Regions from separate parts of the Homo sapiens genome. Here region 1 is linked to region 2. The links are chromatin contacts, found by Hi-C or POLR2A ChIA-PET in ENCODE. All regions are on one chromosome and are shown on one strand. The core of a region is the stretch at or near the end of the contact, and the rest is flanking DNA. Distances in the headings are between cores, read along the strand shown. Region 1 holds the start of DMWD (DM1 locus, WD repeat containing). Region 2 holds the start of TRAPPC6A (trafficking protein particle complex subunit 6A).

Region 1 (7,496 bases), core at 332-2,831, 610 kb before region 2:
AAAAAAAAAAAAGCCGGGTGCAGTGGCTCATGCCTGTACTCCCAGCACTTTGGGAGGCCGAGGTGGGTGGATCACCTGAGGTCAGGAGTTCGAGACCAGACTGGCCAACATGGTGAAACCCCGTCTCTGAGCCGAGATGGAGCCATTGCACTCCAGCCTGGGTGACAGGGTGAGACTGTCTCAAAAAAAACAAAAACAAAAACAAAATAAAACCTCTCTACATGCCAAGTGAAAGGTGGAAGTGGGGGTGAGACAGAAATCTGGGAGACCAAGAGACACGGTTGATGTGGGGGTGGGGGAAGGGCTTGGGTAGAGGAGAAGCTTGGATCAGGGAGAACAAGGAACTGAGAAAGAGGAATTCCACGTGGTCGAATGCAAAAGACTTGGAGGCTGTAAGCGGGGGCAGAGTGAAGATAAATGGTACACATCTAGGAAGACACCCAGGTCTGTGGCCTGGTTGACTGAGTGGACGGCAGAGCTAGCCCTAAGGTGGGGATGCAAGAGAGGTGGAGGATTTGGTGTAAGACGTCAATTTCATTGTAGGATTCTTTTTTCTTTCTTTTTTTTTTTTTTTTAGAGAGACTGAGTCTGACTCTGTCCCCCAGGCTTTAGTGCAGTGATGTGAATTCATAGCAGTCTTGATCTCCTGGGCTCAAACGATCCTCCCACCTCAGCCTCCCAAAGTGCTGGGATTCTCGGATTCCAGGCATGAGCCACCATGCCCGAACCATTGTAGGATTTTTTTTTTTAAGTGTGAGATGCCCTTGGGACACTCTAGGGAGAAATCGTAGAGGCCATTGACTACATGAGACTAGAAAGATCTATGATGGGGCTGGGTGGCTTCAGCAGACATGGGGAGCACTGGCTATGAGTAGGAGCTGTTGGGATCAGGGGGAGACTTTGGGTTACGAGTGGATCACTGGGACACTGGGGCACCGTGGGGATCAATACAATTTGGGAATCAGAGGTAGGTTTTGGAGGACAAGTGAGGTTGTTGAAAATAAGAAAATCATGGAAATATACATTGGAGGTTGGTGGAAAATATGAAGGATGTTTGGAGTTAGCATTAATCAATAGTGGGTCAGAGGAAGTCCTCTGAGTTGTGTGGGGACACAGGGATTTGGTGGGTCACCAAGGGTGGGGAAGAATGGTAGCAGATGCTGTGGTCATTCAGGGATTTGAATATGTCAGTGGGAAACACTGGAGGTCAGGGGAGTGTATATTGGGCGTCTAAGGAGAGACCAGGGTCACTTGGGGTTGGCTGTGACTTCATGGGAAGGCTGGACTATGGATGAGGGCTTCTTTGTCGTGGGGGAAAAAAAAAAAAAAATCCCTCCGTTGCTAGGCAAACGTTCCCAGGGCGCGGTTGCTAAGGACTTGAGCTTTCTAACTGGCCACGCCTCTTTCCATTGCGGGCTCCGCCCCCGCAGCCAACCACAAGTCGGTCACAGGCTCAAAGGCCGCGCCCACCTTCTCGCCCCGCCCACAGTCCCAGCACCGTTACCCGAGCGACCGCGGGGATTCGTCCCGCCTCCGGATCTGGGTGCCAATCGAAGAGGCGTTGCCCGGGCGACGACCCCACCTTTTCCGGCGCGGGCCAGCGGCTTCCGGGAGGGGGCCCGGCTGCGGGCGGCAGTCCGGCAGTGGCGGGGCCCGGGGGGCGCCCAAGATGGCGGCGGGCGGCGCGGAGGGCGGCTCGGGCCCCGGCGCCGCCATGGGGGACTGCGCGGAGATTAAGTCGCAATTCCGCACGCGCGAGGGTTTCTACAAGCTACTCCCGGGCGACGGCGCCGCTCGCAGGTCGGGTCCGGCTTCCGCCCAGACTCCGGTGCCGCCTCAGCCACCGCAGCCCCCGCCCGGCCCTGCCTCCGCCTCCGGTCCCGGCGCTGCAGGCCCCGCGTCGTCCCCGCCGCCCGCAGGCCCCGGACCCGGGCCCGCCCTGCCCGCCGTGCGCCTCAGCCTCGTGCGCCTCGGGGAGCCGGACAGCGCCGGGGCCGGGGAGCCGCCCGCCACGCCCGCGGGGCTGGGCTCGGGGGGAGACCGCGTCTGCTTCAACTTGGGCCGTGAGCTCTATTTCTACCCAGGCTGCTGTCGTCGTGGGAGCCAACGGGTGAGCGGCCTGCATCGTGGGGCCCTGGGTGCTGAAAGGATGGAGGTTCCAGAGAACTGATAGGAGGGTCCCCGAATTGATATGGGGCCCTGAGATAGGCATTCTAAATGTGATGGACGTTGTAGGGCGACAGCATTGGAGGGAGTACAGGATTCTGAAATGTGATGAGAGGCCCGCGGGGTGCTGGGCAGGCATCTTGGAGGTGATGGGGGAAATCCCCTTTACCCCCGTTATGCGTAGGAGTTCTGGGATGGTGACTATTGGACATGATGGGGTATCTGAGATGAGGTGGGATCCCCCGGGTTCTGGGGTGGCAGGCATTCTGCAGGTAATGGGGAATCATGAGGTGATGCAAGCCCAGAGGTGATGGAGAACCCAGTATTGCAGCCTGGAGGTGTGGGAGAGGGGTCTTGAGATTGAGCCCAGGAATGAGGAGAAGTCTAGAAGTGATGGGGGCCTTGAAGGTGATAGGGGATCCAGAAGCTGAATGGGATTCTAGAGAAAATTGGGGTCTGGAAGTCATGAGGGTCCTGGAGGAGATGAGCGTCCGGAAGCTGATGGGAGCTCTCAAGGGAATGAGAGGCCCTGGCAGGGGAATCTGCAGGTGTGATTCAGGACATCTCTAAAGCGATGTGGTGAGAACCCTGGCCGTTTATGGTGATCCCAGAAATGATGGGGATCCTTCGGAGCCCCTAGGTAATAAATGGGCCTAAAATGTGGGAGACCGTGAGGTTTGACGGGTCCCAGAACTGTGGCGGTTTAGGGACTACAAAGTGAAGAGAATGCTAGGATGTTAGGCTTTAGAGTCCTGGAAATTTGGGTGACCTCAAGGTTTGGGGGTCTTGGAATAGTGTGGTACTAGGTCCCAAGGGAGTTGCTGAGGTTATAGGATGGAGTGGTGAGGCTAAAAGGAATCGGAGCTTAGGAACTGTGTGGACCCAGAACCCTGATTATGTGGACAAGGGTGTCTCTGAATTAGAGGTGACCCAACTTTGGGGAGGCACTGTGGTCAAGGGGGATCCTTACCATCTTTTTTGCTACTCTTGTCTGTGATTTGGGTCCCCTTCCCGTCTGTGGTTGCCCCGTCCTTCGCAATCCACCTACTCACCTCCCCACTTCCCTCTGGGTTCTAACCCTGCTTCCTCTTAGTGGTTTCCCCCAACCTCAACATCCTCTTCCTTCTCCTCAGTGGCATACACCATTAACTCCTTTTCTCCCACCCCTCAAGTCCATTGACCTCAACAAGCCAATTGACAAGCGGATCTACAAGGGCACCCAGCCCACCTGCCACGATTTCAACCAGTTCACTGCTGCCACCGAGACCATCTCGCTGCTGGTGGGCTTCTCAGCGGGTCAAGTGCAGTACCTGGATCTCATCAAAAAGGACACCAGCAAGCTGTTCAATGAGGAGGTGATTGCAGCCCCCAGAGCCCCCAACTTCTCTGCCTTCTCACCTACCCACTATATGCCATTAGGATGCAGCTGCCTGCGGAACAGTGTAGGCCTGAGAGGGGCAGGACCAGGGAGAGATGGAGAATGGGGTGACAGCAGCTAATGACAGCTGCCTTTACTGTACCCAGGCCCTGTGCTGTGTTACCCTTGTGCTGAATACTTTACTCCTTGGGTTTTCTTTCTTTCTTTCTTTCTTTTATTTATTTATTTTGAGATGGAGTCTCACCCTGTCACCCAGGCTGGAGTGCAGTGGCGCGATCTCTGCTCACTGCAAGATCCACCTCCCGGGTTCATGCCATTCTCCTGCCTCAGCCTCCTGAGTAGCTGGGACTTCAGGCACCTGCTGCCACGCCCGCCTAATTTATTGTAGTTTTAGTGGAGATGGGGTTTCACCGTGTTAGTCAGGATGGTCTCGATCTCCTGACCTCGTGATCTGCCCACCTCGGCCTCCCAAAGTGGTGGGATTACAGGTGTGAGCCACCATGCCCGGTTCTTTTTTTTTTTTTTAATTGTAATTGTAATTTTTATTGTTTTTAATTTTTTTTTTCTTTTTAAGGCGGAGTCTCACTCTGTCGCCCAGGCTGGAGTGCAGTGGTACAATCTCGGGTCACTGCAACCTCCGCCTCCCAGGTTCAAGCAATTCTCCTGCCTCAGCCTCCTGAGTAGCTGGGACTACAGGTGCGCACTATCATACCTGGCTAATTTTTTTTTTTGAGATGGAGTCTCGCTCTGTCGCCCAGGCTGGAGTGCAGTGGCGCGATCTCGGCTCACTGCAACCTCTGCCTCCCGGGTTCACGCCATTCTTCTGTCTCAGCCTCCCCAGCAGCTGGGACTACAGGCGCCCAGCACCACGCCCAGCTAATTTTTTTGTATTTTTAGTAGAGACGGGATTTCACCGTGTTAGTCAGGATAGTCTCGATCTCCTGACCTCGTGATCTGCCCGCCTCGGCCTCCCAAAGTGCTGGAATTAAAGGCGTGAGCCACCACACCCGGCCAATTTTTGTATTTTTGGTAGAGATGGGGTTTCACCATGTTGGCCAGGCTGGTCTCAAACACCTGACCTTGTGATCCGCCCACCTCGGCCTCCCGAAGTGCTGGGATTACAGGCATGAGCCACCGCGCCCGGCCATTCTTTGAGTTTTCATCAACCAGTGGATACAGAAGTGTGCTGCCCATTTTGCAGATTAGAGAATTGAGGCTAGTAAATAAGTCGGGACTTAGTTGATGCCCTTGCTCTTTGAGTTCTGGGCTCTGGAGGCTTTGGATTCAAAGCCCTGCTGCACCATTTACTCATCATGTGACTTTGGGAAGGTGACCATTCTCTGAGCCTCACTTCTCCTCCTCTGCAAAATGGGATTCCAGTTCCTACCTTGCAGGACCGCTGTTGTAGAATCATACATGGAGATTGCTCAGTCCTGGGCCAACTTGGCCTACGAGGAGATACCAGTAAACGACCTTATCCGCGGGCAGGGACTGCTCTTGGCTTCTGTCTCATTCTCTCTGGTCCAGAGGAGGTGTTCCATAAATATTCTCAGAATGAGTGAATGGCTGAAGGGAGTGAACGGAACAGTCAGTGGATTAAAAATTCATTAGCTCATCCATTCACAAATAGTTTTTGAGCATCCGTTCTGTGCCAGGCACCGTTCCCAGCACTAGGGATATCACATCTCAGGGCCCTGGACAGGAGGCCCTGCCCTTTTGGAGCTTTCAGTCTAGCTGGGGAGACAGACAGTTAATCAAGTTAAGTCTTCGTGTGTCAGCAGGTGATTAAGGCCTGTTTAGAAGAAGCAGTGGGGAAGGGGCTGAGGGAAGCTTGGAGAGTTTAGTAGGGTGGTCAGGAAAGCCCTCACTAAGAGGTGATACTGAAATAAAGACCTGAAGGAGGCAGGTGAGAAGAGTTGCCTGGGGAAGGGCATTTTTTTTTTTTTTTTTCCTGAGATAGGGTCTCACTCTGTCGTCCATGCTGGAGTGCAGTGGTACGATCTTCGTTCACTGCAACCTCCGCCTCCCAGGCTCAAGCAGTCCTCCCATATCAGCCTCCTGAGTAGCTGGGACTACATGCATGCACCACCACAACTGGCTAACTTTTGTATTTTTTGTAGAGGCGGGGTCTCTTTGTGTTGCCCAAGCTGGTCTCGAACTCCTGGGCTCAAGCTATTCTCCTGCTTTGGCCTCCCAAAGCGCTGGGATTATAGGCGTGAGCCATCACACCCAGCCAAGAAGGACATTCTGAGTATCGGGGCCAGCTAGGACAAATGCAGGATTGCACAGAAGCCGTGTGGCCAGTGCAGTTACTGAGGGAGAGAAGATGGTAGATGAGTTCCAAGAAATAACGGAGGGGCTGGCTCATGGAGAGTCTGGAAGGTCACGGAGAGATTTTGCCTTACTCTTAGTTGGAAGCCTGTGGAGGAGCCTTTCTCATTGGGGCTCACCTGAGCCCTGGAAGGCAGAAGTGACTAGAGTGATTATTTGTTCAGTTCTCCCAGGGATGGGAGGCACCTCATCCTGGGAGAGCAGCTCCTTAGTTGCATACACTGGCTGCCTGAGAGCATTAGGGCCTCAGGCTCTGGAACCCTGCTTGAGAGAGGCTGCGAAGTGTTCAGAGCAGGACAGTGCCAGGTGCTGGCTGATACTTCACAGAGCATCGCTGTGGCGGCTGCAGAGGACAGACAGGCCCAGGCATTGGAGCCTGAGGCCAGTCACACAGCATTGCAGGCTTGGGGTGGTTGAATGGGATGGTGAGAGGAGGTCAGATTCTGGGTGTATTTTTTCTTTTTTTTTTATTTTGAGGTGGAGTCTCGCTCTGTCGCCCAGGCTGGAGTACAGTGGCATGATCTCCCCTCACTGCAACCTCCGCCTCCCGGGTTCAAGCAATTCTGCCTCAGCCTCCTGAGTAGCTGGGACTATAGGCGCCCGCCACCATGCCTGGCTAATTTTTGTATTTTTAGTAGAGATTTTGTATCTCTACTTGTATTTCACCATATTGGCTAGGCTGGTCTGGAACTCCTGACTTTGTGATCCGCCTGCCTCAGCCTCCCAAAGTGCTGGGATTACAGGCGTGAGCCACCACGCCCAGCCACTTCTGGGTGTATTTTGAAGGTCGAGCCCACAGGATTTGTGGAAGGATTGGATGAGGAAAAGAGGGGCAGATGCCGAGGTTTTTTGTCTAAGCACCTAGCGGGATGGGGGGTTGTCACTCATTTGTCCAGGAATTACCTTCAAGCTGCCTCCTGTGTGCACTGCTTTAAAGAATAGTGAACCAAACAAAGATCGCTTCCTTTGGGGAGCTGCCTTTCCGTGAAGAAATTTCCTACTTGAAGCCTGACGTAGTAAAGATCGGGGGAGGGTTAGACAGATACAGTGGTCCCCAACCATTTTGGCACCAGGGACTGGTCTTATGGAAGACAGTTTTTCCACAGACTGTTGGGGGGATGGTTTTGGGATGAAACCGTTCTGCCTCTGATCATCAGGTGTTAGATTCTAATAAGGAGCGCACACCTAGATCCCTCGCATGCATAGTTCATGGTGGGGTTCGCACTCTTACGAGGATTGAATGGTGCGCTGCTCCGGTAGGAGGCTGGGCTCAGGCTGTAATGCCTGCTCGCCCACCACTCACCTCCTGCTGCATGGCCTGGTTCCTAACAGGCCACGGACCACTACTGTTCCATGGCCCGGAGGTTGAGGACCCCGAGATACAGGACAATTCTGTGGCAAGCAGGACTGTCCCCTCGCCAAAGATGGGACATCGAGGCTCCTTGGAGCACCCTGTGGCCACCTTGCAGCAGCCTCTGTTTCCCCATGTTTCCATGACCTGGTGTCCATCTGTCTTCCCCAGTTTGGGAGCTTCTCTCCGAGGAGGACCTGGGCCTGGTGTGGCACCTGCTGTGTGAGCGGGGCCATGTCCAACGGCCTTCTTGGGGACTTTGGGTCGGGG
Region 2 (7,727 bases), core at 5,052-7,551:
ACCTCCTGGGCTCAAGTGATTCTTCCATCTCAGCCTCACGAGTAGCTGGGACCACAGGCGCACACCACCACGCTCAGCTAGTTTTTGTATTTTTTGTAGAGATGGGGTCTCGCTATATTGCCCAGGCTGGTCTCAAACTCCTGGGCTCAATCAGTGCTTTCACCTTGGCTTCCCAAATTGCTGGGATTACAGGTGTAAGCCACCATGCACTGCCACTTCCCCATTTCTTACCATCCCACCCCTTCACTCAACATTGCAAAGAGGATGGTCTCTGGCTCTCCTTCCACACCCTCTTGTACCCTCTCCAATCAGATTCCCATCCCTGCCATGCCAAGGTGGGAAGATCCATTGAGGCCAGGAGTTCAAGACCAGCCTGTGCAAAATAGTGAGACCCCACCGAAAGAAAGGAAGGAAGGAAGGAGGGAGGGAAAAAGAAAGAAAGGGGCTGAAAGCCAGGCCTGGCTAGTGAGCTGGAGTTTAAGGAGTGAGGGAAGCTCTGTGCTCCAGGGCTGGAAGTCCACCATGAGACCACTAAGCTGCCACTCTCCCAGGCAGCTCAGCTCCTCAGGGACTCTCGCTAAACTCATTGAAAAGGGAAGTCCTGACCAGGTGTGGTGGCTCATGCCTGTAATCCCAGCACTTTGGGAGGCAGAGGCAGGCAGATCACAAGGTCAGGAGTTTGAGACCAGCCTGGCCAATATGGTGAAACCTCATCTCTACTAAAAAGAAAAAAAAATAGAAAAACTAGCTGGGCATGGTGGCACGTGCCTATAATCCCAGCTACTCAGGAGGCTGAAGCAGGAGAATTGCTTAAACCTGGGAGGTGGAGGTTGCAGTGAGCTGAGATCTCGCCACTGCACTCCAGCCTGAACGACAGAGTGAGACTCCATATCAAAAAAAAAAAAAAAAAAAAAGAAAAGAAAAGAAAAAGAAAAGGGAAGTTCTGGGAGATCATCCTCTTTGAATTGTGATCCACTCGCCCTAGGTGTGGAAGGGGAGCTGGAGGGAGTGCTCAGGAGGGAGGAGATGCTGGTTGATCCGCACCTACTTTTTTTTTTTTTTGAGACAGAGTCTTGCTCTGTCCCCTGGGCTGGAGTGCAGTGGCGCAATCTTGGCTCACTGCAACTGCTGCCTCCCGGGTTCAAGCGATTCTCCTGCCTCAGCCTCCTGAGTAGCTGGGATTACAGGCATGTGCCACCATGCCTAATTTTTATATTTTCAGTAGAGACAGGGTTTCACCACGTTGGCCAGGCTGGTCTCGAACTCCTGACTTCAGGTGATCTGCCTGCCTCGACCTCCCAAAGTGCTGGAATTACAGGCGTGAGCCACTGCGCACAGCCAATAATACAATTTTTTTAAAGCTCACCTTTATCTGGCCCCTTCTGGTACTGCACTCAGCACCCCCCTGCCCCACAACCACCCCACACTTCTCCATTCTAGGTGGAGAGCAGAAATCATCTTCTTCTGTTAAACAGGTTATGGTCCCTTTCCCTTCTGCCTCAGGGCCCTCGCATATGCTGTTCTCCCTGTCTGCAACTCTTCACCCTACTCCCATTTCACCTACTTCCACCTTCCGGGCTCAGCTCCAGCACCACTCATCACTTCCTCTCTCCCGCCCAGATTAGGTCAGGTGGATCCCGCTCCACCTTCATAAAGCTCCTTTACTTCTTCATGGCTCTAATCATGGTGCCAAGAAAATTGTATCTAAATTATAAATTATGGCTGGGTGCAGTGGCTCATGCCTGTAATCCTAGCCCTTTGGGAGGTCAAGACAGGAGAATCCCTTGAGCTCAGAAGTTCAAGACCAACTTGGGCAACATTGTGAGAGCTCGTCTCTATTTTATTTTTTAAAATTAATTATTTTTTATTTATTTTTGAGATGGAGTCTCACTCTCACCCAGGATGGAGTGCAGTGGCATGATCTCAGCTCACTGTAACCTCCACCTCCTGGGCTCAAGCGATTCTCCTGCCTCAGCCTCCCGAGTAGCTGGGATTACAGGCATGTGCCACCACGCCTGGCTAATGTATTTTTAGTGGAGATAGAGTTTCACCATGTTGGCCAGGCTGGTCTAGAACTCCTGACCTCAGGTGATCTGCCTACCTCGATCTCCCAAAGTGCTGGGATTAAAGACATGCGTAACTGCGCCTGGCCTATTTATTTTTGAGACAGAGTCCTGCTCTGTCGCTCGGGCTGGAGTGCAGTGGCACGATCTTGGGTCACTTCAACCTCTGCCTCCAGGGTTCAAGCGATTCTCATGCCCCAGCTCCCTGAGTAGCTGGAATTACTAGCACGTGCCTCGGCCTCCCAAAGTGCTAGGATTACAGGCGTGATACATCGCCCAAAATTTTTGTATTTTTAATAACTACAGGGTTTCACCATGTTGGCCAGGCTATCATCTCTATTTTTAAAAATTAAACTATAAATTATGATTACTAGAACTATCTATGAGAACATCTTATTACTGTTTCTCCCACTGGACTGCGACCTCTGTGAGGGCAGGGACTGGGTGCTATACCCCTAGCCGCAGCACAGGTCAGGTACCCAAAACGTGTGTGTTGAATTAATAAAATACGAGTAAATACAGAACCAGGGCAAAAATCTAGGGCCCCTGATTTCCCAACTACAGCTTCACCTTCCATAAGCCAGGCATGGAGGTCTCGGGACCCCCATTCTCAGAGAAATCAACCAACTCACCCTTAGCTTAGATAGGGAAACAAAAGGAACTAACCATAAGGGTAAATGCTTAAGAGTTTTAATCAGTCCGCCATAAAAAGCTCCTCCCCATTCTCCATCTTGGGGGCTCAGATCTTGGCTTCGGGTTGAGATGAGGGACAGGGATATCAGGCTGGGAGAGGAGAGTAAATATGAATGCGGCTGAGGGACCAGAGCTGGGATCGGAAGAAAACACAGGTGAAAAGGAGCAGAAAGAGACTGCTAACCCCAGTCCCTGAGCCAAGTCAGAAATCCAAGTCCTTTTATAGCATCCAGGAGCCAAATGTAGTGAAATCCACACATCATATCGTTCTTATCTGCAAAGTGCTGTCATCTGGCGCTGAAAGCACCAGGACTGGGCTGAATTGGGCCCGAAGTGCCTGAAGGGTGTCACTTTAGGTCTGGAGAGTCAAGAGGAGACGCCACCTTGGCCTACAGAGTTGAGAGCGAGCATCATCTTGGCCTGGAGGGGTGTGCAGGAAATGCCACCTTGGTCCAGGGAGTTGGGAGGAAGATCCCCTGCCTTGGGTTAAGAGGGGCCATCATTTTGGGCCTGCAGAAGGAAGGAAACCATGGGGAGTCCCCAGACCCCAGGATCAGGGAGGTGTAAGTAGGATGGAGACAGTAAAAGAAAGCAAAACCTATCCCACGACACTGCTGGACTTGGGAAACAGAAATCAGGCTGAGAGGGCGGGGCTAAGCTCAAAGGGGAGGAGGCAGGAGGCAGATGGGAGAACAAAAAGTAGAACCAGCACACGGAACCAGGGCCAAGCTTGGGCAGCAGAACAAGGACCCAGCTGGCTAGGCGCAGTGGCCCACGCCTGTAATCCCAGCATTTTAGGAGGTGAGGCGGGTGGATCACCTGAGGCCAGGAGTTCGAGACCAGCCTGGCCAACAAGGTGAAACCTCATCTCTACTAAAAATATAAAAAGTAGCCAGGCGTGGTGGTGCATGCCTGTAATCCTAGCTACTCGGGAGGCTGAGGCAGGAGAATCGCTTGAACTCGGGAGGTGGAGGTGGCAGTGAGCCGAGATCACGCCACTGTACTCCAGCCTGGGAGACACAGTGAGACCCTGTCTCTAAAAACAAAACAAGGACCCAGCCTAGGGTGAAGGCAGTTCTGGAAGTGGAGCTAGGATGGGAGGCGTAGCCAACTGAGTGAAGGAAGACGGCAGGGAAGCTGTGCCACATCCTGGGTTCTTGTGGGAAGAACGGGAACAAGCTCCCCACCATAAGCAGAAACCAAACTCAGAAAGGCAGAGCAGAGCCCAGTGTGTGGTGGCTCACACCTGTAACCCCAGCACTTTGGGACGCCACAGTGGGAGGATTGCTTGAGCCCGGGAGTTTGAGACAAGCCTGGGCAACATAGTGAGACCTTCTCCCCTCTTCAAACCGACAGAAAAAAATTAACCGGGCAGCTGGACGTGGTGGTGCAGGTCTGCAGTCCCAGCTACTCTTGAAGGCTGAGCTGGGAGGATCACTTGAGCCCAGGAGGTCGAGGTTGCAGTGAGCAGTAATCCCGCCACTGCACTCTAGCCTGGGTGACAGATAAACACCCTGTCTCCAAAAAAAAAAAAAAAAAAAAAAAATTGGTGAGCCCCCAGGGTGGAAACAGATTAAGGAGCAACTATGTAACAAAGGCTGGAGCCAAGCCCCAGGGGAAGGCTCAGAACCAGGCGGCAGGGTCAGGATCGGGAGAGGAACCAGATCTAAGGATAGTGGGGCCCTGGTCTCCGCAGTAGGGGTTGAACTATATCCAATATAAAGCATTATCCAAGGGGACCGGATTAGCCCCCATGGGTGACACCAAGATGGGAGCGGGGGTGGGGGGTGATAAGAGACACAGGAGACAGAGTCAGGTCCCAGAGGCAGCAAGGCCTACCCCCAAATTGCAGTCAGGTTGGGAAGTAGAATCATGGCTAGGCCCGCGGCCCCGGGTCTTTCTCAGGCTCGGTCCCTGGCACGCCGCGGATGTCCGGCAGCAGGCGGCAGCCAGCCACGATGTCCAGACGCTCGGCCAGCGCACAAAGGTCCCCGCGCGCCAGGCGCACGCTGTGGGCCGCCGCCAGCCCCGCCGCCTGGGCTGCCGCCAGCCTACTAGCCAGGGCGGCCACGTCGCGGCCTGCACGGCGGTAGACACCGCTCACGGCGGCCGCCACGTCGTGGTCCAGCCGCGCCTGGCTCTCCGCCAGCCGAAGTTGCAGGAGCGAGCGCGCGGGGGCGGGCGCCGGGGCCTCCTCCGTGCCCCAGGCCTCCTCCGCCGATTCCCGCTGCACCACGAGTGGAGGCAGGTCCCTCGGCGCGGCCGTCGGTTCCGGCTCCGGCTCCGGCTCCGAGTCGGTCTCCGCGGCTTCCCCAGCCACCCGCAGCCCCGTGGGGCGGCCGCGCGTCGGGCCCGAAGGACCCAGGTACAGCTCCTCCTCCTCCGACGAGGACGCAGAGCGCTCGGAATCCGTCTCGGTCGCCTCCCCCGGCACCACCGTCTCCGGCCTCCGCAGGGGCCTCCGCCGACGACCCTGGGACGCCATGGCACCGAACTAGGGGAGAAGAGCGAAGGGACTGCACGTGAGACCGGCGCCGCGGTGGGTAAAAGGCGCAGGTCCTGGATTCCCAGCCCCTTCGCTGATTCTCTTAACGACTTGGTGTCAGCTGCTCCCCGTCTGGGCCTCAGTTTCCTCTTCTGTAAACTGGGTGATGATGGGGGTTACTGGACCCCAGGCTCTTCAGCGTACAGATGGGGAAACTGAAGACCAGCTCGAACAAGGATCTGGGGCCCGAGTTCCCGGAGTCCCAAGCCGAGGTCTTTACGAATTTGCCTCCTAGTAGAGGCCACACCCTCCACCTGGTCCACCATGCCAATCTCAGACCCGGAAGCACACGGGCCCGTGAGCTGCTCGGGACCAGCGCCAGAGTCGCAGAAAGGATGACAGTCCGACTGGACTCTGCTGGGGGCACTCATGGGATGGGAGAAGCGCTAACGCCAAAGACCGTACCCGGCAGCTGACGCTCGGAGCTTGCGAGATCCGCTTCCTAACCCGAGTGCTGCGTTCTCACCGTGGCAGCTGAAGGGCTGTGATTTCAACCAATAGGGGAGCGGGTTGGGCGGGCATTAGCGGCCAAGTCACGTGGATTCGCCCGGCTACCAATCAGGAAGCAAGTTCTCAGCATCAGCTTTGAGTGAGCGTGCAGAAGAGTCACATGAATGGAGGAACCGCCAATAGAGAAACAGCTGGGCCGGCTCTTCCAGGTTGTGCGACGAGGAAAGTCTGGAGTGGACCAATAGGGATTTTAAAAGCCGAGTATGTCACGTGTAACCAGTAATTTGGCCAATAGGAATGCTCGAGAACCCGGAAATAGGGAAGGGACGGCAGTAAGAGCAGAAGATGTTGCCACATGTGGCCAGAGAAGGCGTAGGCCCGCCCCCTAGTGTCCCAGGCTCACGCGCACACCACCTGAGTCCGGGGCGGGGAGGCGGGGCTAGTCTAAAACACCAATGGAAGCCGGAGTAGGAGGGCTCGCGCCATGACGCAAGAGGCGTGGCTTACCAAGCCTGGCCAATGAGAGCTGGAAGCGCTGGGCGCATCTTTAGGCGTGCGAGGAGGGGGCATGGCGGATACTGTGTTGTTTGAGTTTCTTCACACGGAGATGGTGGCTGAGCTGTGGGCTCACGACCCCGACCCCGGCCCGGGGGTGAGCGCCGGGCTCCGTGGGGAGGAAGCGGGGGCCACCAAGGTAACGCCTCTGGGAGAGCGGAGGGCGCGTCAGGCGTCCGGGTTCGAACCCGGCCCAGCCCCGGCCTTGCAGGGCAACGTCTGGCCCTGGCTTCCTCCTTTGGAAAGTGGCGTTCGCGACGGTGCCGGCTCGGGGTTATTGCTAAATTGAGCGCGATGATTCAGGGTAAAGCACTTAGCTCAAGGCCTGAGTAAGCGGCTAGTAATCATAATAATGCTGTTATTGGGCGTGTGCTGAGGACTCGCCTCCCCCACTTACTAGGTGTGCGACCCAATGACTTAATCTTTGTGTGTCCTAGTTTTCTCTTTTGTAAAATGAGTATCATAACGTACCTAAGCCTCAGCGTGGGACATTTATTTATTCGACACCCACTTATTGAGCGTCTGTTGTATTCCAGGCACCGTTCTAAGACAGAATCCCTTCCTTGTGAAGCTTACATTTCACTAGGGGAGTCAAATAATAAAATGAAATATGCCGGCTGGGCGCTGTAGCTCCCAGCACTTTGGGAGGCCGAGGCCGTCGGATCACCTGAGGTCAGGAGTTCAAGACCAGCCTGGCCATGGTGAAACCCCGTGTCTACAAAAATTAGCCGAGCATGATGGCGGGTACCTGTAATCCCAGCTACTCGGGAGGCTGAGACAGGAGAATGGCTTGAACCTGGGAGGCGGAGGTTGCAGTGAGCCAAGATTGTGCCATTGCACTCCAGCCTAGGCGACAGAGCGAGACTTGTCTCAGGAAAAAAAAAAAAGAGATAATGGGGTTTTGCCATGTTGCCTAGGCTGGTCTTGAACCCCTAGGCTCAAGTGATTCTCCCGCCTGGGCCTCCCAAAGTGCTAGGATTACAGGCGTGAACTACCGTGACTGGCCCGGGACTGTGTGTGTGTGTGTGTGTGTGTGTGTGCGCGCACGCGCATCCTGCTCGGTCGCCCAGGCTGGCTGGAGTGCAGTGATGCAGTCATGGCTCACTGCTGCCTCGACCTCCTGGGCTCAAGCGATCATCCCACTTCTCAGCCTCCCAAGTAGCTGGGACCACAAGCGCTGCTGGCGCCACCACACCTGGCTAATTTTTTGTATTATTATTATTTTTTTTAGTAGAGACGGGTTTTCACTGTTAGCCAGGATGGTCTCCATCTTCTGACCTCGTGATCTGCCCATCTTGGCCTCCCAAAGTGCTAGGATTACAGGCGTGAGCCACTGCACCCGGCCAATTTTTTTTTTTTTTTAGTAGATACGGGGTTTCACCATTTTGGCCAGGCTGGTGTCGAACTCCTGACCTTGTGAT

What was found. A loop is a pair of places that touch in the nucleus more often than their neighbours do. ChIA-PET counts read pairs that join two places held with the same protein, here RNA polymerase II (POLR2A). Pooled maps may share reads with other maps.
Region 1: a loop to region 2 is called in a pooled map, with 9 times the contacts of the local background. The contact joins the promoter of DMWD here to the promoter of TRAPPC6A in region 2. A Hi-C loop is called at or near these places in 1 of 37 single-sample maps with no recorded cell type and 6 of 50 pooled maps. POLR2A ChIA-PET finds 5 or more read pairs at or near these places in 2 of 52 experiments (Caco-2 and activated CD8-positive, alpha-beta memory T cell).

Annotation. Positions count from the first base shown.
Region 1 is chr19:45,786,930-45,794,425 of GRCh38, reverse strand. DMWD (DM1 locus, WD repeat containing) reads left to right here and starts at 1,581. Exons shown (of 5, transcript NM_004943.2): 1 at 1,581-2,110; 2 at 3,339-3,521. The coding sequence starts at 1,670. RefSeq lists a silencer at 1,453-1,932 and enhancers at 3,081-3,130, 3,151-3,210.
Region 2 is chr19:45,176,811-45,184,537 of GRCh38, reverse strand. It overlaps TRAPPC6A (trafficking protein particle complex subunit 6A), which reads left to right and starts at 6,301. Exons shown (of 6, transcript NM_001270891.2): 1 at 6,301-6,403. The coding sequence starts at 6,320. BLOC1S3 (biogenesis of lysosomal organelles complex 1 subunit 3) reads right to left here and starts at 5,754. Exons shown (of 2, transcript NM_212550.5): 1 at 5,707-5,754; 2 at 2,738-5,250. The coding sequence starts at 5,241. The coding sequence ends at 4,633. RefSeq lists enhancers at 3,540-4,041, 4,467-4,967, 5,508-5,827, 5,898-5,967, 5,980-6,923 and silencers at 4,848-5,157, 6,328-6,547.